2 separate regions of the Mus musculus genome follow, and region 1 is linked to region 2. A link is a loop called in an ENCODE intact Hi-C map of the cell type or tissue named here. Cell type or tissue: gastrocnemius. All regions are shown on one strand. Links, peaks and the distances in the headings refer to the core of each region. The heading gives the core; the rest is flanking DNA. Region 1 overlaps Ttc23l (tetratricopeptide repeat domain 23-like). Region 2 has its middle 60 kb from the start of Gm19276.

Region 1 (12,636 bases), core at 2,403-10,402, 370 kb before region 2:
CCTCCCCAAAGAGAAAATCAGTGTGCACTAAGGGTTCTAGTTATGTTCTGTATCCTCCATGCAATATATACAAAATCCAGTTTACTGTACCTGCTCTTATAGACAACAAAGTAACAAGACCCCAAATTTATGGAATCCCTCCTTAAGACATGGCTACAATATGGTTTCTGTTAGGATTTTTGAACTAAGTCAAAGTAAATAGACATGATCAAAGTCCATGTATGTCTCTCAAAGCTACCTTCTATTCTGATGCAGACTACTTTATTCTCAGGCAGGTTTCTTGAGATTTTATTACTGATAAGTGTTTCCATATAAAGTAGGATAGTAGAACCAGATTTAATATTTATCTCAAACAACCTACAGAAAGCATACAAAATGTATGAACTGATTTTCAAGACACTGGACATCAGGCAATAAAGAACTGTGAAGAGAGAAAGTAAGTGTGTTAAACTACACAATTCTCCCAGGCTACTGCTCTGAGTTTCTGGGTTACTACACAGAAGAGCCATAATTATGCTCACCAGAACCTCTCATAGTGCTGAAAGTTGAAGAAGACTCTTAGAGAATGGTAACAAAGGAGGCACCATCACAGGAAAACCATGAATTATCTGCAGTGAGTCCCCCTCAAATAGCAAAGGCTAGCCCATGCGTGAGAAGCAAGTGCAGAAAGCACAGAAGAGAACCATCAGGAGGAGGGCACTGGGCAGAGCAAATGGCACTTATTCGAGGCCAAGCTAGTGCCTGTCCTTACCACTGACTAAACAGTGGCTAGTCTCATGTAGGATCAGGCAAGGCAAGGATCGAGTTGTTAATGACTAGTTTAACCGGAATGAATTTCAAAAATACTTATAAGCATATGAATAAGATTCTATATCCAAAAAGATCTATAGTATCAGTGACTTTAATCCCAGTGCAGGAGGCAGAGGCAAGTAGATCTCTGATTTTAAGCCAGTCTAGTCTGGTCTACAGAGTGAGTTCCAAAATGTCCAGGGCTACACAGAGAAACCTTGTTTCAAAAAAACCAAAAGAAAAAGAAGTCTATGGTATCTGGCATTCAGTTGGCATAATGATAAAAAGCAACCAGTCACACGTCATCCAAGAAGTGAGGCATGGTGGCATGGACCTATAGAATATCAGCACCTGGGAGGCTGAAGCAAGAATGGTCATGATCCCTTAAGTCTAAGAACAATCTGAGCTATAGTCAGACCTGTCACAAAAAGTATGATAACGTACACTAAAACTATCATTGCTGCCATTGGAACGGCATTCTGTCTGTCTGTCTGTCTCCTTCTTTTCTCTTCATTCTTCCTCCCCCCCATGTGTATGTGTGTGTGTATGTGTGTGTGAGTGTGTGTTAAGGTTAAGAAGAGACATGAACAAGTATATAAAGACCCCCCCCCCACAAAAAAAATCTGGAGAAAAAGATGTCTGGCCTACAAATAAACTATAAATGACTAACAACTGGTTTGATATTAGATTTTTTTTTAAATCAATGAACTTGAGAACTTGATAACACAGAAATGAAACTATCTACCTAGAGACTAGCCATTGGTCATCTCAGTACAGACAGAAAAATAACTTTATACTATTCACCATCTACTTCTAATTAAAAATTCTCACCAAATCAGAAGGGAAACGAAACGTCTCTAACATAATACAGTCTCTGAGAACCGTTCAGCTGACATCACCTCAAATGATGAAAGTTGACCTCCATTTTTTCACAAGGTTTGGGATTAGACAGAGGTGTCTGTTTCCACCATGCCTAACTGATATGGCTTTTGTAGTATAACCAGTGCAATAAAATAAGAAAAAGAAATAGAAGCATTCTGGCTTAGAATAAAAGATATGGCATTTATTAGCATATGATATGACTATCTCTGTAGAAAATCTGGCAGAATCTACAAAATAGCACTGGAGATAACAAGTTTAGTAATTATATTAAGTTCATGGGACACAAGATTATACAAAACCCAAATCAATTATGTGTCCATATACCAGCAACAAGCAATCAGAAAGTGAAGTTCAGAAATAACATATTTTAAATATAATAAAAGATGCAAAACCAGATAAATAGGAGAAAATATTACCAGAATTATCCATTTGAAACTACAAAATATAACTATAATAAATTATAATTTGTGTTAACTTTGTGGTTCATGTTCATGAGGGAGATAACAAATACTATTAAACTGTCAAATCTGTCCAAACAAGCTGGGCAGTGATGGTGCACGCCTTTAATCCCAGCACTAGGGAGGCAGAGGTAGGCAGATTTCTGAGTTCGAGGCCAGCCTGGTCTACAAAGTGAGTTCCAGGACAGTCAGGCTATACAGAGAAACCTTGTTCAAAAAAACAAAAAACCAAAACAAACAAACAAAAATCTGTCCAAACAAATCTGTGCTTCTATGTAAGCTCACTCAAAACTCCAGCAAGTTTTAAACTATAAATTCACATAGTGACTGTAAAATCCCTCTGGAAATGTAAAAAGCTCAGAATATCATCCACATATTTGAAGAACTAAAATTTCCCAATTTAAAGCCTTGTTTTAAAGCTACACTATTCAACATGTATTAGCATATAGACAGATAAGTCAGCGAAACAGAAGAACCTGGACGTACATGCACACAGAGAGACAAGTCTATTAAATTTGCTAGCATGGAAAGTGGTGGATTTCCCTGTGATATTTTCATTTCCATGCAAGCTTATCATTTTACTCTGTTCTTTCATGCCCAAACCTATTTCCTATTCCTAATGACCCTTTCTCATCCCAGACAGTCCTTCACTACCTCTCATGTCATGGGGATTCTGTGACCTCTCCTGTGACTCCTTCCCGTTCCCTTTAGACTCTTCTCCTTATAGTTATTTTTCTACTTTTATGTCCTGCACACATGTGCATACACACATACACACATCCAGTTTCAACACATGAGAGAAAAATGTGAAAATGTCTTTCCTCAATAAAATCCCATTGTGTTTACATGTCATATTTCCTTTATAACGTTATATGTTGGGGCAGGAGGTGACTGCAGGCTTTTCTACGTGAACCCAAGTTCCTGACATAATGGCTCTGAGGCTTAAATAATTATGAATAAATTCCTAGGCAAAAAGCTTTGACTTATTCCCTTAGTAGCTTATAACTTAATTATCTCATTTATTTTATTCTAAGTCCTGCTGTGTGGTTGGCTAACTCTCCTCCGTATCATACTTCCATTTCCTTCTGGGTTCAGGGTGAAATCCCTTCCAGAGTCTGACTATTCCCGAAATCTCTCTCCCTTCTAGAACTTCCACCTCCTGTTTCATGCATTAGCTCATTGGCCAATCAGCTTTTTATTGACAGTTGATGCTTCTATATATTGTAGAAGATACTCTCTCTACAGGTGAGCATATAGGATGGTTCCATATTAAATACAGTCAGGAATGGCATGGTCTCTACTATTTCTTGCAGCCTGCTGTTTTGGGGGTTGGCTTGTTTCATTTTTCTAAGACTTTGAGGTATATTAAGTTATTTGCGATATCAATGAGTTTTGATATGAGCATTCAGAGCTATAAATTTTCTTTAGAGATTCTTAGCTGCATCTTATGGATCTAGTTTCCTTGTTTTGAAGGTAAGTAAGTATACGTTTTAAAACCAGGGTGATTTTATTTATTTTATGTATATGAGTACAACATTGCTCTCTTCAGACACACCAGAACAGGGCATCGGATCCCATTACAGATGGTTGTGAGCCTCCATATGTGGTTGCTGGGAATTGAACTCAGGACGTCTGGAAGAGCAGCCAATGCTCTTAACCACTGAGCCATCTCTCCAGCCCACCAGTGTGATTTTAAAATTGCCTCTGTAGTATAGAAAAAACAAACGACAGCAAACAAGAACAATCCCTAGACACAACTTTGAAACTCTGAAACAAGTGGTCGGGTGCAGTTCAGGATTTTTTTTTTTTTTTGGCGGGTGGGGGGGGGGAGGAGGTTGGGGGGGGGCGATGTTGAGACAGGGTTTCTCTGTGCAGCCCTGGCTGTCCTGAAACTCACTTTGTAGACCAGGCTGGCCTCGAACTCAGAAGTCCGCCTGCCTCTGCCTCCCAAGTGCTGGGATTAAAGACGTGCGCCACCACTGCCCAGCTGCAGTTCAGGAATATTACAGGACTTTGTTTCCTTCACTGACTGCGGCTCAGTTCTAGATCTGAGGAGCAGGGCTCAGTTTCTGTGTACTCAGACTCTTCATCTCCCCATCATGCTCACTGTGGCCCACTGACCTGTTGCTTCCCTGGAGCCCCCTTCTCATGTCACTCTTTGCCTTTCCCATCTCATCTTTTGGCCTCAAATCATCATCTTTTCAGTGAACACTTTTCTTTCTCTGCAGGTTCTGAGTTCGTGTTCTCCTTGAAGTCCTTCTGTTTCTTCTAAATAATTTGCTCTAAGTTTTCAAAATGAGGACCCCTTTCTCCCATTGTTTAACTGTTTTCTGTGTGTGTTAGCCCAAAATGAGGTTAAATAACTTTGTAGTCCTGATATTTGCTGAAGCATTATATGGACTGGTTCTGATTTTGCCTTTGTACACTTCAGTATTAATTGATCTTTAATATCTTTGATGCTAACTGTGAGCAAACATAGGTTTTATGTTCAGACAGTTGCTTAGCTCACTGGGTCTTTTTCTGCTTTGTTTTGAAACAGGGTCTCACTATGTTTCTAGGCTGTTCTGGAACTATGAACCTCAAACTCATGGATATATCTGCCTGCCTCTGCTACCCAAGTGCAGGGACCAAAGGAGTGTGCCACCTTGCCTGGCTTAGCTCTCTGAGTATTTTTTTTTTTCAAGACAGGGTTTCTCTGTATAGCCCTGGCTGTCCTGGAACTCACTTTGTAGACCAGGCTGGCCTTGAACTCAGAAATCCTCCTGCCTCTGCCTCCCAAGTGCTGGGATTAAAGGCATGTACCACCACTGCCCGGCAGCTCACTGAGTCTTTAGCCTTTTGTTCTGTTGGTATGCTAACTAGTAATATATCTTAGAAAGGAAGGGGAAAAACCCATACTTTGATGGCTCTTCTTTGTCACCCTAGAATTAACTAAAACCTAGGCAGCTGCATACCCCCTTCCTTTCTTAAATAAAATCATTTGACGTGGTAAGCCCACCTTTAATCTAGGTCTTTGAGGTGGAAATCATCCGTTTGCCTTTGCTCTCAATGGCAACTCCACTTCTTCCCTAGCTAGCTTTAGAGCCTGCTCCTTCAGGATTCTAGCATAAACCAAAACCAAATGAGACATACAGCCTTGTGGACTGAGCAACTGCTGGATTCTTGGACTTTACAGTCATAGCCAGTATGCTGTAATTAGCTGGGGGGTGTAAGCCATTCTAATAAATCCTTGTGTGTGTGTGTGTGTGTGTGAGAGAGAGAGAGAGAGAGAGAGAGAGAGAGCATGCGCGCACGTGTCCACATTTATTCTCTCAGTCCTGTTCCTCTAGAGAACCCTGACTAATACACATACATACATGCACACACCCAGCACTTTCCACATTCTGCTTATATAATCCCATGAAGGAACTGTGATGAAGTCAAGCAGAGCTTGCCTTTCTTGGCTCACCTTGCTCAGTAGCTCAATTGCTTCTCCGAGTTCTCCCTTGGCAAAACAGATGCTGCCCATGTTATAAAAGGTTTCAGCTACCTTTTTGCCGCAGTCCCCAAAGTTGCCAGAATTCAGGGTAGACTTTAGAAGTCTGTAAGCCTCCTAGGGGATAAACATGGAAAATAAAAATCAAGCCAATGGTTATGGACAGTGCGACAGTGTGCTCTCACCACACAATGACGCAGTCAGTCAGAAGCAGTCAGTCAACAGTGACTCGCCAAAGTACTCCATTGTACTATGAATGAATGTTCCCAGTGGATAACTAATGACAGTTAACTCATGCATAGAGGATCATTTAATCATCACACTGTTCTGTGGGATAGGAATTGTCACTGTACTTACTTTACAGACAATTGAGGACGTCTGGATAACAGCTAAGCTCTTTCTCAAGATCGCGTTGCCCACAGAGTAGGGAGTCCACATCATAAGTCCATAGCCCTGATTTTTTTCTTTCTCCCTCTTTTCTTTTCTTTTCTTTTCTTTTCTTTTCTTTTCTTTTCTTTTCTTTTCTTTTCTTTCCTTTCCTTTCCTTTCCTTTCCTTTCCTTTCCTTTCCTTTCCTTTCCTTTTCTTTCCTTTCCTTTCCTTTCCTTTCCTTTTCTCCTTTTTTTTTTACAGATTCATTTTTTAAAGAATTATTTATTTATTTTATGTATATGAGTACACTGTAGCTATCTTCAGACACACACTAGAAGAGGGTATCACATCAGATTACAGATTGTTGTGAGCCACCATGTGGTTTTTGTGAATCGAACTTGGGACCTCTGGAAGAGCAGTCAGTGCTCTTAACTGCTGAGTCATCTCTCCAGCTCCTTTCTTCCACATTTCAAACTTTCAGAAAAGCCAGAGACTAGCAGACTCAACACTCAAAGCTTTCACCTAGATTCACATGCGATTACTATTTCTCCACATTTATTTTATTGTTCTATTCAGTTACATATATATATATATGTATATATATATATATATATATATATATATAGAGAGAGAGAGAGAGAGAGAGAACATATGCATTTTTATTGAAAGTAAGATATAAGCATACGGAAACTATACTGCTAAATACCGAAACCCATGTCTTCTCAGAGCAAGGCTATAGTGATGCTATTGTCACTCTCGATACATGGATACAATACCATTAACCTAATATGCACATTTTCCAGTTGTTTCAACAATACTATTTACAGTCTTGAAAGCATCATATTTTGCATTTTTGGCTTTGTATTTCTTTCTTCTTCATAACAGTTCCTCCCCTATCCCCTTTCTGTTTGATAGCATTGGCCTATTTTAAAGTCCAGGCCACTCATCTTTCTGATACAATGCTCCCCCTGATCTACTTACTCCAAGGCAAAAACCGATCAGCACAAATCACCATTAACCATTCACCGTACCAAATACCTTCATTTGCCTTCCAATATATCGTCTTTTATAAAGATATATAATTTATTTTTCATGTTAGCTTATGAAGCAGCAGGTTTCCATATGAGATTTGTATACTTCTTTTACTTAGATTAATTCTACACATACACTGGACGCGAACACACCTGCTGTCCATTCAGCTGTCCCTTACTCCCCAGAATTCTCCCATGCAGAGAGTTCTGCTGTCTTCCCTACCCCTTCCTTCCTACGCCCAGCCCCTGCAGCCATGCTCCCGCCCAGCCCCTGCAGCCACGCTTTCGCCCAGCCCCTGCAGCCATGCTCCCTTTCCCGGTTCCTCTAGGTTAATCACATTTACTCCGCCTGGATACCTGGATACACGATCTTTTTTTCCTTTTGAAGCTGGGTCTCATAATGTTTCATTATGTGTCTCTGACCGGCCTGAAACTTGCTATGTAGGCCAGGATAGCTTCAGAGAGCTCTGCTTGCCTCTACCTCTCAGGTGCTGGGATGAAAGGCTTTGCCGCCAAGCTCAGCCCAAATACGCACAGGAACAGAAGATAGGCTCCTCATATGAAAAGGAACACTTGGTGTTTGTCCTGAGCCTGGGCTACTTCCTACTATAGCAGCTCTCAGCCTTCCTAATGCTTCCATCTTTTAATACAGTTCTTCGTGTTGTGGTGACCTCCCCCCCCCCCCCCCGCGCCCCACCCATAAAGTTATCTCATTGCTACTTCATGACTGTAATTTTGCTACTGTTGGGATAGTAACGTAAGTATCTGTGCTTTCCGGTGGTTCTAGGCAACCCCTGTGAAACTGCCATTCAGCCCCAAGTTACGACCCCCAGGTTGAGGACCCCTGCCCCTGTTCCATCTCTTCCTGAAACATCTTTCTTTACGAGCTAAATCTCCCTGCACTTAAGTACCAGAAGCCCTTGATCCAGTCCTCGCTTGATGGGCAGCCAGGCTGATTGCTTCCTTGCTATGGTGAAAAATCAAACAAAACCAATAAACGTGGGTGCACAAGCGTCTCTGTGGCAGGACACAGAGCCTCTCCGTGTTTGCCCAGAAGTGGAGTAGCCGAGTTACACAACAGTTTCAGTGTTACTTTTGTGAGAGGCCTCTTCACTAATTTCCACCCACAGTAGACAATGGCTCCTCTTCAACGCATCACTTTCAGCATTTGCTGCCCTTTGTCGTCCTGGTGTCAGCCATTCTTACTCAGGTGAGTTGGTGTTTTGAGACAGGGTTTCTCTGTGTAGCCTTCCTTGTCCCAGACGTAACTCACTCTGTAGACCAGGCTAGCCTCAAACTCAGAGATCCTCCTGCCTCTGCCTTCCAAGTGCTGGGATTAAAGACATCTGCCACCACTGCCTGGTGCCTTATTTTTTTATTTTTATTTTTTTAATTTTTTATGTTTATTCGGGTTTGGGTTTGGTCCTGGAGACTGAACACGGAGGCTGGTACAAGCTATCTATGAGAGTGTTCCTGATCTATAGCCTTACCAGACCACAGCCCTGAAATTGTTTGTTATAGGCAAGAACCTCTGGACAAGAGGCAGAGACAGTGATAGAGACCCAGAAACACAGAAAATAAACACCATGGTGTATTGTTTCCCACTACCTTGTGTGTCTTTAAAATGTTGAAGATCTTGCTGACACCCAGTTTTCTGTCTCTGTGGTCCTATTTCCTGCCCCATCCCCCATGAGATGGCTTTAATTTGCATTTCTCCGATGGATACAGATGTTAGACATTTTAAAAAACATTTATTAGGCATCTGGATTGCTTCTTTTGAGAACTGTCTTTTTCAGGCCATTGTGTGGTTTTCTTTCCCCCTCCTTTTTGGTGTCTAATGTTTGCCTTTCTTTACGTTTTCTAAACATCAACCCCTCACCTGAAATAACTGTGACGCTTTGCTGTGTGGCCACTGTGCTGCTAGCTTTTTTCTCTATGAGGAAGCTTTTAAATCTCATAGAATTTGCTCTGTGGATCCTTGGGGCACTTTTCTGTGCTAGAGAGGCGCTATACCTATGTCTTCAAGTATTTTGTTTGTTTGTTGTTTTGTTTTTCATTAGCAGTCTCTGCATTTCTGGTTCTCAATTATGGCCTTTGATTGCGTTTGCACCATACACAACTCACATAGGTTTTTCTTCAGGGTGAGAAATGTAGAATTGTTTTTCTGCGGATGATGTCCAGTTTTGCCAGCACTACTTGTTGGTGAGGCCATCATTTTGTCAAAATTAGGTGTTGTGGGTTGGTCTCTGGGTCTTCTGTCATGTTCCATTGATCTATGGGTCTTTTTTTGTACTAATACCGTGGTACCTATCACCATGACTCTATAGTACAGTCTGGAGTCACACAACGTGAGGGTTCCAGCTGTGTTCTTTTTGCTTTGAATGGCTTTAGTTATCCATGGCCTTTGCTGTTCCCATACATCAATGTACTTTATTCACAGAGAGTGAAGAGAGTCAGTTATTGCTGTACTCTTTATGAATTGTGTATGGCATTGCTTAATCACACATTTTTGAATGTATAAACAGATAATTTCCTTAGAACTAAATTGAGCTAATTGAAATGATAATCATCTTTTATGTGCCCAATGGAACAAAACAGTAACTTTAATTTTTCAGCCCTTATTTTGAATTATGGTTCTTAAACACTTTAACCTCCCTTGTAGCCCACTACTCACCAGAGGTAGTAGGAAAGAAAGGATGCAGGGGGTGGGTGGTGAAGTGGACCTGTTTAAAAGGTTCTTTGGAGCAACTCCTGTCTGTGTTATCTGGAAATCAGCAGTTCGGCTCACAGGTTGGCAGCAGCAGCTTGATCCACTTGCAAACTTTTCACGGATACACCAGCAGTCCAGTTTGGTAAAGTTGGGTCAGCAACAGTGGTGACCTAGCAGAGACAGCCAGGCCTCAGCCTTGACTTGAGTCATCAGGAGGGACCAAAAGGAACACCTGGAATAGATCTCAGCTGTGCCTCTCTCAGGGAATCAAAGATCGAGAAGACGGGAGACCCACACAAGCGTTGCACAGTTGGCTGTACCAGCAAGCCAAGCTCTGTCTCCATCACTCCGTGGAGTCCTATTTATACCTTCCAAACATCACGTGTCCTCCATGTGCTTTGCCTCAGCACGGGCATCCAGTCAGCCAGTCTTTGGAACTGGCAAGAAACTGAAGCACACCACCAGAAGTTTTTTGATTTTTTTTTTTTTCCTCTATGGAGTCCCGTGAAATGCAGCTCAACTATGCAATGTAAATTGGACCAATATATGCGTGTTGTTATCAAAGAATCTTTCATCATGTGTCCTTTCTCATGTTTGCTTTAGCAGAACATCCTGTCTCCTGAGTCTCTTTCAGCAAAACATCCCTTCGCAAGTCCGCCTTAGCCTTTCACACCTGTGTCCACTTTAAGGAAACGTTCCTTCACTCATTTGTCCCAGAAAAACACCATCCAACCAACTTTCCAAAGAACCCTCAAGTTTCCACTTCAAAACATAGCTTTCATATTTCAATAGTTTTGAGCATTTACCTTATTTCTACCTTTTATTTTCTTCTCTCCAACTTCTTTCATGTAGCGCCCACCCCCACATCTCCCTCTCACGTCCATGACCTCTCAGTCCATATGTAGATGGGTTTAGAGCCTCACCATGTAGGCTTGACAACATATTGGGGGTGGGGGGAAGTCATGCTTGAGGAAAACTTGATTTTCCCTTCTTCACCAGCCACTGGCTGCCTTGACGCTCTTCGTGCAGGAGCCGCACTTTATGAACGTTTGCCAGTTGGTATGTGGACAGGTCTGGTCTTACAGGTTTTATTGTTGAGAGTTCATGAGTGCAGCACACAGGTTCTGTCCAGAGAAACCCATCTCACAACAGTCCTCCTGGTCCTCTGGCTCTCCCAAGCTTTCTATTTCCTCTCCTACAATATTCCCTGAGCCTTAGGGGTGGGGTTGTTGAATAGTATTTAAGGATGTCACAGTTTTTCAGGAAACAACGCCAACAATTCAGGAATCTCAAAACTCTATATCCTTATATTTTTCAGAACAGATGAGCATAAATATAGTTAAAAGATATCTCTGTTTTCTCAGTATTCAAAAATATTTTACCTACCTGGCTAAATTTGTTTCTAAGTATGCCATCTTATTTATACCCATGCAATGGGTTTACTTTCAATTATTTCCTTACTTTTTAGATTTTTCATTAATTGTGTACAGATACAAAACATTTTTGTATTTGCCATTTAAATTAAATTGGTTGAAATTATTAATTTTAAGCATGTGGCGCGCGCGTGTGTGTGTGTGTGTGTGTGTGTGTGTGTGTGTGTAGAGGGAGAGATCTTTAGGACTTTCATGTAACATTTTTTTCACTCTGAAGAGATAACTCAGCCTACTTTATAATTTGAATATTGTTTTTTTCTGGCCTACTCACTTTGGCTGGTACTTTTAGTAAAAAGTTAAAGGACGTGTGGCCTTGAGAGTGGGCATTTGCGTCTTGTTCCTACTCTATGACTTTCAGTTTTCCCTCTCAGAGTATGAGATTAGCATGGGTGGGTTATATGTAGCCTTTACTAGTTAGCAGCAATCTCCTCCTCCACTCTGTGGAAGGCATGACCGAGTCACATGCATTTCTGTTCTGGTACTCTGCAATGAGCCTAGAGCTCATATCAAACTTGGGGGAGAGTAAAGAAGTCTTTTTAAAGCAAAAGATGTGTAATAGAATTAAGTAACTTTATGAAATAGTTATTGAGCACCTACTATGTGCTCAATTTCACACACTGGGAACAAAGCAGACCCCAATTCCTGCTCCCACGGTGCTTTGTCCTAAAAGGCAAAGCGATCATTTCAAAGTTCTGCTTTATAATGAACTGGGAATCACTGGGATTCAACTCCTCTTCTTGTCTTTTCCCAAGAGCATGTCACTCTAGAAAGCACCTGGTTTTAGAAGAGGACTCCTGTGAACCACCACTCTTGTAATTTTATTATAAATAAAGTCATGATGTTCTTTGTGCCGTCATATAACAAGAATAAACTATAAAAGACTGAAAAGCTCATCTTTAAAAGTAAAACTACAGACCTGTGATTGTTCTATGGCAGTGAGATTAAACAACTAACCCTTTGAGCCCTTAGAAAATGTCATAAATCATCATTTCTTTCATTTCTACAAATATTAGTTGATAAAGATCTCACAAGTTGTAAAAGTACTTCTTTTTTTTTTTTTTTTTTTTTTTTTTTGAAACAGGGTTTCTCTGTATAGCCCTGGCTGTCCTGGAACTCACTCTGTAGACCAGGCTGGCCTCGAACTCAGAAATCCGCCTGCCTCTGCCTCCCAAGTGCTGGGATTAAAGTTGTGTGCCACCACTAAAAGGCGTACTTTTAAACTAGTTGTCATATGGCCAATGAGACCATGTCAAATCCACGTGCCTGAGGAAGCACATGTTGGTTTGGTCAGCTCAAAGTTGTAGAGCCTCTCCTAACACACAAATGTCAATGCTGTGTTTAAATACATAAAGCTCAGGTCATAATTTGTTAAGAACTGACTCAAACTAATGGGATCACTAAGTCAAAATATCAGTATACGTGTTGGTTGGTTTTAATGTCAATTTGATACAATTGAAAAAATACATCTATAGGCTATAGGTCATTTT
Region 2 (12,636 bases), core at 2,627-10,626:
TTGTTGTTCCACCTATAGACTTGCAGACCCCTTTAGCTCCTTGGGTACTTTCTCTAGCTCCTTCATTGGGGGCCCTGTGTTCCATCCTATAGATGACTGTGAGCATCCACTTCTGTATTTGCCAGGCACTGGCATAGCTTCATAAGAGATATCTATTATAGAGGAGAAAGTGGGGAAGAGCCTTGAAGATATGGGCACAGGGGGAATATTCCTAAACAGAATAGCAATGGCCTGTGCTGTAAGATCAAGAATTGACAAATGGGATCTCATAAAATTGCAAAGCTTCTGTAGGGCACAAGATACTGTCAATAAGACAAAAAGGCCACCAACAGATTGGGAAAGAATTTTTACCAATCCTAAATCTGATAGGGGATTAATATCCAATATATACAAAGAGCTCAAGAAGCTGAACTCCAGAAATTCAAACAATCCCATTTAAAAAATGGGGTACAGAGCTAAACAAAGAATTCTCAACTGAGGAATATCGAAGGGCTGAGAAGCACTTGAAAAAATGTTCAACATCCTTAATCATCAGGGAAATGCAAATCAAAACATCCCTGATATTCCACCTCACACCAGTCAGAATGGCTAAGATCAAAAATTCAGGTGACAGCAGATGCTGGCGAGGATGTGGAGAAAGAGGAACACTCCACCATTGCTGGTGGGATTGCTAGCTTGTAAAACCACTCTGGAAATCAGTCTGGTGGTTCCTCAGAAAACTGGACATAGTACTACTGGAGGATCCAGCAATACTTCTCCTGGGCATATACCCAGAACATGCTTCACTATGTTCATAGCAGCCTTATTTATAATAGCCAGAAGCTGGAAAGAACCCAGATGTCCTTCAACAGAGGAATGGATACAGAAAATGTGGTACATTTACATAATGGAGTACTACCCAGCAATTAAAAACAATGAATTTATGAAATTCTTAGGCAAATGTATATATCTGGAGTATATAATCCTGAGTGAGGTACACCCAATCACAAAAGAAGTCACTTGATATGCACTCACTGATAAGTGGATATTAGCCCAGAAACCTAGAATACCCAAGATACAATTTGCAAAACACAAGAAAATCAAGAAGAAGGAAGACCAACGTGTGGATACTTCATTCCTCCCTAGGACAGGGAATAAAATACCCATGGAAGGAATTACAGAGACAAAGTTTGGAGCTAAGACGAAAGGATGGACCATCCAGAGGCTGCCCCACCTGGGGCTCCATCGCATAATCAGCCACCAAACGCAGAAACTATTGCATATGCCAGCAAGATTTTGCTGAAAACCTACTTTAATAAGTGTACTTAAATGCTTTAACTGCCCTTCTATCCTACCACCCACCAGAGGCAGTGGAGAGGAAGGGTTAATAGGACAAAGGACGATGTGGACCTGTTTAGAAATCGTTCTTTGGGGCGAATCCAGTCTACATTGTCAGGATACCAGCAGCTCAGTTCACGTGAATCAGCAGCAGCAGCTCAATGGCTGTTTGATCCAGAAGAAACCTTGAGGCTTTGCCTGTCTGCCTGAGTCCACAGGAGCGGCAAGAAGCTACTGGACACCACCAGAAGTTCTTTGGTACATTTCTCTCTACCATGTCACAAGAAATGTTGACCAGTGAAGAAGGCAAGGTAAACCAATATCTAACAAAGATCAGCAAAAGTGGCAAGGTGAACCAATACCACACAGGGTAGTCCACGGTCTGTTGGGTTAGATTTATACCCTTCCCAAACACCACACGTCCTCTTAAGCATCCTCTCTAGCAAAACATTGCATGTCATTTTCCCAGGCAGCTTCCAGAAAAATACCACATGACTGTTCTCAGCAAAACATCCTCCCATGTGTCTGCTTCAGCAAAAAACATTCTTTCATAAGACAGTTTCCAGGAAAACATCACATGACACAACTGAGTCTCCAAAGCACCAGGAATTTCCACTTCAAGACCATATCTGGAAAACAAAAGACAATAAAAAGAGCCTTTCTCTTTTATTTTTCAGAGGGGACCGAGGTCATTTTCTTCCCAGTTCTAGTGTTCATCTCATGGTTTTCTACAGATTGTAAGATGGCCATAGGCACAGGGTGTGTGTGTGTGTGTGTGTGTGTGTGTGTTATCTCATTCTCATGGCCATTTGGTGAATGTGTCTGGATAGGTGGATAGCTTTTCTCTACACTGTGATTTAGAAATCCAGACTCCTCCTATCTATTCACAAAAGAAAATGCAAAGCGACTGTGGCATGAAGATCCGAAACAAGAACCCATTTCCCCTCTGGCTGAGAAGCAGGACAAAGATTGATATCATTCAAATTTATGAGAGCAGAGATTCAGACATCTGGGGGTAAGGGGCGATACTTCCTCTGACCCCTGGGCATGGACTGGGATTCAGTCCTTTGAGGCTGAGTGCTGGCCAGTGGCTGATGGGGTCATTCAGCAGGCAAGTAAAGATACTCTTCAAGTTAGAATACTACATTTAGCAGCAGCTGCAAACTGGATTCAGGTGCTGATACTGAAACCAGTTGTCTGCTAAGGTGAGGTAGGACGGCTGAAATGAGGTTGGCAAGAGTTAGAGTCCCACAGGGAAGGCACAAGAACAAAGAGGAAGGACCAAGTCTCTTCTCTCCCAGAAACCCCATTTTCCATTAGTGCAGAGCCTAAGAAAGAACCTGTTGGTGAAGGAGATATTACTAGTGTTATACAGCAGAGAATGGCATCCTGGATTAGAATATTTGAGATAGCTCAATAACTTGAGCTGGGGGCTGTCTTAGAGTTTCGACTGTTGCAATGAAATACCATAACCAAGAAGCAAAATGTGGAGGAAAAGGCTTATTCAGCTTCCTCTTCCACACCGCTGGTCATCACCAAGGGAAAGTCAGGACAGGAACTCCAACAGGGCAGGATCCTGGAAGCAGGACTGATGCAGAGGCCATGGAGGAGTGATTGCTTCACATGGCTTGCTCAGCCTGCTTTCTTACTGAACCCAGACCACTGACCCAGGGATGCACTACCCATCCCATTGATCACTAATTAAGATAATGCTATACAGCTGTATCTTTTATATATATATATATATTACATATTTCCTCAATTACATTTCCAATGCTATCCCAAAAGTCCCCCACACCCTCCCCACCCCACTCCCCTACCCACCCATTCCCATTTTTTGGCCCTGGCATTCCCCTGTACTGGGGCATATAAAGTTTGCCTGTCCAATGGGCCTCTCTTTCCAGTGATGGCCGACTAGGCCATCTTTTGATACATATGCAGCTAGAGACAAGAGCTCCGGGGTACTGGTTAGTTCATAATGTTGCACCTACAGGGTTGCAGATCTCTTTAGCTCCTTGGATACTTTCTCTAGCTCCTCCATTGTGGGCCCTGTGATCCATCCAATAGTTGACTGTGAGCATCCACTTCTGTGTTTGCTAGGCCCCGGCCTAGTCTCACAAGAGACAGCTATATCACGGTCCTTGCATCAAATGCTTTATACAGCTGTATCTTATGGAGGCAATTTTTTTAAAAATTCAGGTGCCTTCCTTTTTGACAACTCTAGTCTATGTCTAGTTGACATAAAACCAACCAGTACAGGGGCAGTCACTGGGCAGCCATTGCAGCCCTTTGTAGCTTTCTTTCCTTTTTGACCCTTGGATGTATTCTCCACCTTTTTTCTGTCGACACAGTGGTCAAGCTGCTTGTGGTGTAAAGCACAGCTAGCTGTCTGGCTTCATTGTTTCTGAGTGTGAGCCTGGCTAAGACATAGCAAGGGTGGACGAGGGTTGTTGTTTTTTAACAAAAATCTCAATAGTTTGATTTTTGCCAAGTGTAGGGGTTTGAACATGCTTGGACCAGGCAATGGGACTATTAGGAGGTGTGGCATTGTTGGAGTGGGCGTGGCCTTGTTGGAGGGATTGTATCACTGTGGGGGTGAGCTTGGAGACCCTCCTCCTAACCGCCTGGAAGAGAGTCTTCTCCTGTCTGCCTTTGGATCAAGATATAGAACTCTCAGCTCCTCCACACCATGTTTGCCTGCATGCTGCCAAGCTTCCTGCTATGAGGATAATGAACTAAAACTCTAAAACTGTAAGCCAGCCCCAATAAAATGTAGTCCTTTATAAGAGTTGCCTTGGTCATGGTGTCCCTTCATAGCAATGGTAACCCTAACGAAGACACCAATGAAGACTTAGGAGCCAGGTGCTGGGGTGAAAGCCTGCTAGCTCACAACAGCAGAGAGAGCACCCTGCTGACCTTCCTCCTCAGCTGATGTCCCAGCAGGAATGGCCCTCTCTCCAAAACTTCCTTCAAACCGAGTGTCCCTCCCTTCTTCTTCCTATGCATCTCTCTGTCCTCCTGACTCCACCTTACTCTGTTTTGTTTTTCTTAATGATCCTATATTTAATCCCTGTCAACTGGTTGCTTGTTCCTTCTCTTGACTGGATCTCATGGAGGCATTTCCTCAACTGAGGTCTCTTCCTCTATGAAGATTCTAGCTTGTGTCAAATACACACACACACACACACACACACACACACACACACCAGCCAGTACATCCAGATAGGGTAGGTGGCTTGTTTGATAAATTATGGCCTTGTAGAGAAGGATCAGTTAATATGTTGGCCCAATAGGAAGACAGGGAATTGAATAAATAGGCCAGGACAACTCTCCTATCTCCTAATTCCCTGACTTCCTTCTTCTAAATTGCATGGGAAGGCAGAAATGATTGTGAAGGCGAACCTCAGTGCTCCACCTCCTCGGTCCTTGAGCTAGTCACATACAACCGGGAAGCAGAAGTGGTGGGAGAAGTGCCTAGATAGCAGTGCACCCGAGGCACTTGTCACACAGCTACACTCGCATAATTGACACCGCCAACGGCAAGTGATAAATGCACTGCAATAATAGCCAGAGACAACCGCTTTCTCTTGATTAACTGTCCTTTAAAAACTAATTTACGACTGAGCAAGAATATATGTAAATGTAAACATTTTTAGATCCACTAAAAATTTTATAAATGAATTTAATTTTACTCTTGGCAAAGACAGTACCACACATTTAGGGCTTTGATTGAATGTAAATGAAAAGCTCACCGTGATGATGTGAACAGAAGTAACGCCTCTTGTTTCTTCCTCTTTGAAGCACTGTTCTGTCACGATTCATTTTGAGTTTCATCGGGTTTTAGAGAAATGGGCTGTATCACATGAGCCAGATATTTACTGCTTGACATTGGTAATTGGTTGATTCCTAGCTTTTTTGCTAAGATCAAAAGCAAGCCACCGTGAAGTGCATTTCTATAGCACAGACTGTGTAGCTGTGTGAAGATGGACCGCTAACTGGCAATTCTCTGAAGTAACCTCGATTTAGACAGCAGTGTTCCTTGAGGCATGTTATCAAAAGCATTGCATAGGTGTTACTCAGATGCAATTGTAACTATAGTGGTGTTTTGGAAATCAGACCAACAGAAGATTTCTTTACTGATCAATTACATGTGATTTTTGTTATTGTTCATATGCTTTCCCCAGGTACTGCCTGCAGTAGGGTAGATGGATCTGCCCCACGATCCCACTTGGCATCCTTCCTGTTTCTGCTTGTGTGTTGTCTCTGTATTGGGCCCACTCTTTTCTCTAGCCCCTGCTTCCTTGTAACTTTAGCCGGCAGATCTCGAGCTGGACTCGGCTTCCTAGCCTACTAACTACCCAGTTTAGCTCCCATGTTTTCTCCACCCCATCTCTCTTTCCAGAGCCAGAAGGTTCAAGTCGTCATAGGAGACCTTGTCTTGGTGAAGCCAAATATATGAGGTGTGTGTGTGTGTGTGTGTGTGTGTGTGTGTGTGTGTGTGTGTGTGTGATTGAGTGTGCCTTGGTTTTCTCAGGTAGTCTGTGCATTGATTTGGACTCTGCTGACTGGAAGAGGATTTAATCATCTGACTCCCATCTTAAGAGTCTTGAATGGGTCCAAGCAACGGGCAGTTCTAGGATGGGCAAGTGTAATACCAAGGAAAGACTATATAAAGACATCTCAGAAGGCTTGCTATTACTTCTGTTCTACAGTAGTGGGAAAGAGCACTGGGTACTGGGCTAAATTCTGTCATTTACTTGTTGCCCTGATTTGTCTTTGATATTTTTTGTAGCTCTAAGGTTTCCTCATCCTCAGGATACAGACAACAGATTGAGTCTTTACTTAGAACAAGAATGCAAGAAACAGAATCCCCACTAGGAGAAATAGCTGAGGTAAAGAAGGGTTTTTCTCCTCATAGTCAGAAGCCTAGTGGTAGGCAGCTGCTGGCATATGCTGGAGCCAGCTGCTCATGGAATCTACTTGTCACATCATAGTGGCCTAATGTCCTTGGGGCTATAGACATCTTGGCCCTTGTAGAGTAGAAAGGAGGAAAGGTGGCTAAGGACCCAGGTTTATGCAAAATGCTTCCCAGAGGTGGAAGTGGATTTCTCCTGCTGTCCATTGGCAAAGATGGTATATGTGGCTATCTCTGGCTAGTAGGCTAGGCTAGGAGGTGTTCAAGTGATTCAGGTGTTCAGGGACGTCCAGAACAAAATCTAAGTTGAGAGGAACAAAGGAGGGATCAGGAATGTGGTGTAGTAGGATCCATGTACCACTATCATCCCTGAGTTGTGACTAGGGACCAGGAATCAGACTTCTCAGGCAAAAAGCTATCATGGAGGTTGTGGGGGGCAGAATACCTCATTAAACCTGGAGACTCCCGAGTGTTGGGAGCACAAACCTTGGTTCTACACAGCCACATTTCCACTGTATAGGTGGGCTGCGACCTGGAAGTACTCTGAGGGGAAGTAATTACATGTTTGTAGGCTGGGAAGATTCTGGGTGCTGTCCATGTTGGTCGTTTGCCTTGTCATGGGGGATTTGGTGCTAACTTATAAATTATTTCTCTGCTGGTGAAATGAGCCAATTCAAACCAGATTAGATGATATTAAATGTAGGTTTATTGGGAAGCTGCTCTCGGGTGAGTTCAGTGGCCCTAAGGACTGAGGCCAGGGAAGTCACCATGGGGAGAGAGAAGGGGTGGGGGGAGGGGGAAGAGAAAGAAAGGGTGTGACACAGAGAGAGAAGGAAAGGAGAAACAGAGTGAGGAGCTGGGCTGGAAAGTTCAGGGTTGGGGGACTGAGGGACACTGGGAGAACCTGGAGGCCAGGTCTGCTTTGATATGTAAAATATGCATATATATATACAGTATGTGAGCGTGTGCATGTATGCACGTGAATGCACACGTGTATATCTACGCATGGATGTGTGCATTGAGAGCAGGTGCCCATGAACAGGGTGTTGGATCCCCTGGAGCTGGACTTTCAGGCAGTTGTGAGCTGCCTGATGTGGATGTTAGGAGCTGAGCACAGACTCCCTGCAAGAACACTATATACTCTCATTCCTGAGCCATCTCTCAAGCCCTAAGTCAGGCTTTTAAATTGCATAAAACCACATCCAAGTTACCCCGTGGGGACTTGCATCAGGCAACAGGCTGTTCTGCGAGATTTTGTCCAGCACTGTGTCTCAGAGGACTCGTTAAAAGCTGGAGTAAAGCAGGCTTTAGTCATCCTGGCTGGCTTCCAGGGCCTGCCATTCACTGCCTGTAGAGGTTATGCCGAGCTCTGAACCATTTCCTGTGGCCTCTGGGACTCCAGTCAACAGACTGAAGTCCAAAGTCTTGTCTGCTGGGCATCACTTGTTTTTCTCTTTCTGTTTGGCAAATGGCCTCTGCATTTGCCCTTTCCTGCTGCAGCCTAGCTGGAAGTCGCTTTATTAACAGTTCCTTTGTAAGTTCACGGTGGTCTATGAATGAGTCTGAAACTTCTTGGAAAAGAAACAACCGTTGCCTCCAGAACCAGCTCCCAGAGGGACACATCCTGTCAGTCTCTCCCCAGGCACGTCCCACTGTGGGTTCCAGCTCTACCTCTCCATCTAGTACCACTGAAAACACCTCCACACTCCCTGTAAAACTTTGCTGACAAGGGACCAGGACCATTTTCCTTCTGAAAGCATAGAACTTGGTGCAGAGTATCGCATGAAGGAACAGTTTCCTAGGAGGCTCTTCTAGGATAGTTAGGAGAATCCTACACTGGCATCTTCAAAGCTATTTGCTATTAGCCTACTCATGAATGAGAATTCCTGACTCACTGAAGTTGGGTTGTGAGAAATAAGCCATTAGCTGGAGAGAGGAGGCAGGGAGCAGGAGTTAGAAAGATTTGCTGTGACAGAGATGCCACCAGTGTGTGGCTCTTCACTGTCCAAAAGGGTTGGTGGTCACTCTGACTGCTTCTCCTGAGAGCACCCAGAGCCAAGCAGCCTGCTCTGGGGACTGGCTCTCCATTTGTTTTCTCTGGTTATCCCAGTTCTCATCAGCAAGATCCTTTTCTCTGGGTGGAGGCCCTACCTTACGAGAGGAGCTGGCCTGGCTTGCTGCCCCTGGGACCAGGCTTGGCTAAAAGCAACCGTGCCTGTCAAATACCTATCTGCTATCGGCACGCCCTTCCATTGCCGTGAGGAAAATGAACTGGAACAAACTTTTCAAAGTTTATAGATTTTTCTTGGGGTTCTTCAGCCTCAGCAACTCCTCTTCCAAAGAAGCCATGAAGTAAAGAAAGGTCTTAACCCTACATATTCATCTCATCCTCTCTGTAGTTTGCAAAGTTTTTTTTTTTTTAAAAAAACATTGAATATCTAGGAGTCATTGCCACGGTAGTAAGGGAAGACCAGAGACTTAGCAAGCTCAGCCAAACCCCTTTCTACTTGGAGCTCTAGGTGCAGCTGGGGCTCTTGAGACCAGTTGGTTCACTTGGAATGAGGAGATAGCTCAGACAATAAAATGCTTGTGATTTAAACTGGAGAATCTGAGTTCTGATGTTCAGCATCCACTCTAAATAAAAGCTGGACACATATGCCTGTAATCTCAGTGCTGGGGAAGCAGGGACAGGTGGCTTCCTGGAGCTCACTGGCTACTCAGTCTAGCTAAATTGCTATGCTCCAGGTTCACAGGTTCCATTGTTGGGAGCCAACTCTTAGTAGAAAATGGCTATCATCTCTGCAGCCATCTTGAGCTATTTACTTACAGGTTGGTACTTTCCCACCCTAATGAGAGACTTGTTTTCCTAGCATGATGTTTTTGCAAGCAGCCCACCACAGCTAAACACACTCTGATAACATCCTGTTTTTCTCAGACACATCCTGGACTTGTGATTAAGTGTCTCCAGCTGCACTCCCCAGCTTGTACTTACACACCCATAGTTGCCTTTCAATAAATTAGACATACTGTCTTGTCTCCATTCTTTGTGTCTCTTGCCCCTCCATCCCCACTCTCTCCCTTGCAGACCCCATTGACTGACCCTCAGGCCAGGTCACTCCATCTCAAAAAGTACAGCAAAGAGCAATAGATGCTGGATTGTCAACTGTGCTGGTGGCTGCTTTCTGCTGTGGTGGGGTAGCTGACACAAGTTTAAACTGTTTCTGGGCCAGCGGTAAGACAGAATGCCATACTGGAAGACAATGGCAGAGCTAAGCACCTCACCTCCTGGCTTCCATGAGACAGAGAGAGACAAAGAAGGTTGGATAACAAGGCACAATGATATTCTCAAGCCTGCTGTCATCAGTTATCAGTTATGAGATCATCAATAGACTAGACTGTTTATAAAGTTAGTGTCTTAATTCACTTATCTTTCAATAGCTCGTCAGCTGAGGGCAAAATCTTCAATGAATAATCCTTTTAGGGGCCATTTCATTTTCAAACTTTGTCATCTTTTAACTTTCTCATATATGGGCATTAAAAAGAGCAGTTTTTAAAAGCTACTCCTTTTTAAATTGCCAATATCCGTTCAATAAAGTTGTAAAGTCTAAATAATTACATATACACACATTGAGCAAAAGAGAATCCTTCTATAGTAGGAACTTTTTAGAACATATAGTTATATTGTAAGACTTCCGAAGCTGGGCCTCTGCTCAAGTCCCGGGATGATCTGTCCAGCACCCCAGTGATCCGAGAGAAAACCACACCTGATGCAAACTGCAAGAGGTTTTATTATCAGCTAGCTGAAGTCCCTCTGCCATGCAGAGCAGGGGAGATTGACCCGAGTGGTGACCGTAGGGGGCTTTTAACAGCTAGCTGAGGAATTGGGAGGAGTTGGGAGGAGAGTTGGGAGGAGTTGGGAGAAGAGTTGGCTACAGCTCCTTTCTGGCGGGGGTGGGGGGGGCGGGGGGGGAGTGAGCTGCAGCCTCCTCTCTGGCATCTATCTCCATGTCCTTGTAGGTCTTCCTACAATTATTGCATCTCTGGCTGTAAGGCACAGAAACAAAAGGCTTTTTGCTGGCTATAGAGAACAAAGAGCTTCTTTCTGACTGCATTTTTAGAGATCAGGGAAAACAAGCTTGGGTAACGTCCAGGGGCTTTACCTTCTAGGGAGAAACACTCTAAATCGGGGTCTCACGATATGAGAGAAATTAAAATGGATTCACCATGCAATAAGGGAGAGAATGTCCCAACTAGACATTTGCTATCAGGTAAAATCTCCAATGCCAGGAATAGGCTATATCTCATTGAGTTCTTGGTCAGATATCATAGACGATTGCAAAGGCTATTAGTTACTCTCTATAACTCGAGGATAAGGCCCTATCCCAGATGACACAGTTTATTTATGTCATTGATAATGGAGAAATAAAACTGATGTACAACTAGGAGATTCATTTCTACTGGTTAGTATTCATAGTGCTGGAATGTACTTTGCACAGTACTGAGTGAACTAGGCAATTATCAATTTCACGCAGCTACATGTCCTGCAACCCATAACAGAGATTTGCCTTTTAAATATATGGGTGCAATGGTGACTCATGTTACAGGAGTAATCAACCACTTTTTGCTTGAATATAAGGCCCACTCCATGAGATGGAGCCTGTACCCTACACTGCTGAAGTGGCCAAGAACCTGAGATTACATAGGTCATGGCCCTAGAAGGAAAACTACTACTTTGTTCTCCTAGAGGAACATTTCAATAAAATAACTCATAATGACATATTGTTATGTACATAGATCAGTGTAACAACCCTCAACAGAGATGATGCTTCTTGCATTAGATGGTAATAACACAGAGAACCACAACTAGACAATGTATAGAGAATGAGAGAGTTTGGGATTCACAGCACTAAATGGGGCATCTTTATCAAACACCTTTCAAGGCTCAGGGATCTAAAAGACAAGGAACGAGACAGATTGTGAGAGCCAGAAGTGGTAGATGGCTCCAAGGAAACACAGCAGGAGTGATGCACAGATGAACTTAGAGAGGCTGTGATAGCAAGCAGGAGACCTGCACAGGTTCAAACCTCACAAATACCCTGCACAGAGAAGGTAGAGTGACCACAAGGTTCTACCACAAACCAAGAAGCTGTTTTCCACTGATGGCTGCCAGGAAAGGTTTTGTCTTGTCTTGACTTTCTCCTTTCTTTCTTTCTTTCTTTCTTTCTTTCTTTCTTTCTTTCTTTCTTTCTTTCTTTCAAAAGAGTGTCATTGTGTATACAACCACAATCCAGGGTGTGCCCCGTGACCAGAAGCAGTTGGCCAACATAAAACGAACCCCATTCTTCTTTTTTTTTCATTTTTTGTTCTGTTTTGGGGTATGCATGTGTGTGTGTGTGTGTGTGTGTGTGTGAGAGAGAGAGAGAGAGAGAGAGAGAGAGAGAGAGATGAAGTTGGGTGGATAGAGAATTGGGGGTGGTGATCTAGAATGAATCGGTAGAGATGGAAAAGAATATAATAAAAATGTATTTAAAATTTAAAATAAAAATAAGTTTAAAAGAACCCTTCTGACCTTGACCTTGCCACCTATGGTGCACTAGAAACTTCTTAATATTTATGAGAACTACTAATCTTGGAAATATAAGAATTTCTAATTTAAATTGGTCTTCACACAGATTCTCTTTACCTACATGCCAAGAAGGTAAGCTTATACACTATAGAGAAATAGCAATATTCAAAAAGAAATGCTTTTTCCTCTTTTCACATAAAGTGTTGTCTCTGTGCTCATTATTTTGATGCCATGTGAGGTTCATTCTTTATGCTAAAACGGTTTACCTTAATAATCCTTGTAACTCAAAATATTTGTAAGTGCTTCAGCCAAGCTCTGAAGTTTGTATGGACCACCCAAGAAAACTGGGAGGCATTGTGAAGGTAGGAAGAGGATTTTGCTCAGAGCTATGTTCAGTAGAATGTCACCATACTTGTCACCCTCCTGGCTTCATCTTCAGATTGTGATAGCTGAACCACATGAGTTACATCTCTTAAAGCAGGGCACCAGCTTCTTGAAGCATCACTTCCGGATCCATTATTTCTGGATCTCTAGGAAGGTATAGTGTATCTCACTCATCTCCAGCTTTAGGGCTCCCAAGTAAATGTGTGTGTGGTAATAACTGAGCAGCAGAGCCTATGGGAGTTTCCCTGAGGCCTCATCTCAAGACGATGGCTACCTGCACTGTGCTTGCTTGTCCTGGCCTCCCATCAGGAGATGCCTTCCATCAGATCTGCTGTTCATGTCTGGCACGTGAATCTGGTGTAGGCATATGGGACTCCAGAGGGACAGCAGGATATGAAATGTGAATGCAATCAAGGACTTCCTATCTTCTCCATCAAACTAATGAAAAGTCATT

Evidence for each region. A loop is a pair of places that touch in the nucleus more often than their neighbours do. Peaks named below come from ENCODE experiments on the same cell type or tissue, not always from the same donor. Only the 100,000 strongest peaks of a DNase experiment are listed, where the experiment ranks them.
Region 1: a loop joins it to region 2, with 2.6 times the contacts of the local background. A loop is called at or near these places in 27 of 42 quality-filtered maps.

What each region holds. Positions count from the first base shown.
Region 1 is chr15:10,509,511-10,522,146 of GRCm38, forward strand. Ttc23l (tetratricopeptide repeat domain 23-like) reads right to left here. Exons shown (of 13, transcript NM_001378877.1): 10 at 5,578-5,721. Among named protein-coding and RNA genes, the nearest start is that of Rad1, 30 kb to the left of the region's middle. In gastrocnemius, for the core only: no CTCF peak of the experiment used is centred there; no DNase peak of the experiment used is centred there.
Region 2 is chr15:10,882,910-10,895,545 of GRCm38, forward strand. No RefSeq gene overlaps it. Among named protein-coding and RNA genes, the nearest start is that of Gm19276, 60 kb to the left of the region's middle. In gastrocnemius, for the core only: no CTCF peak of the experiment used is centred there; a DNase peak (open chromatin) is centred at 7,558; H3K27ac peaks cover 761 bases.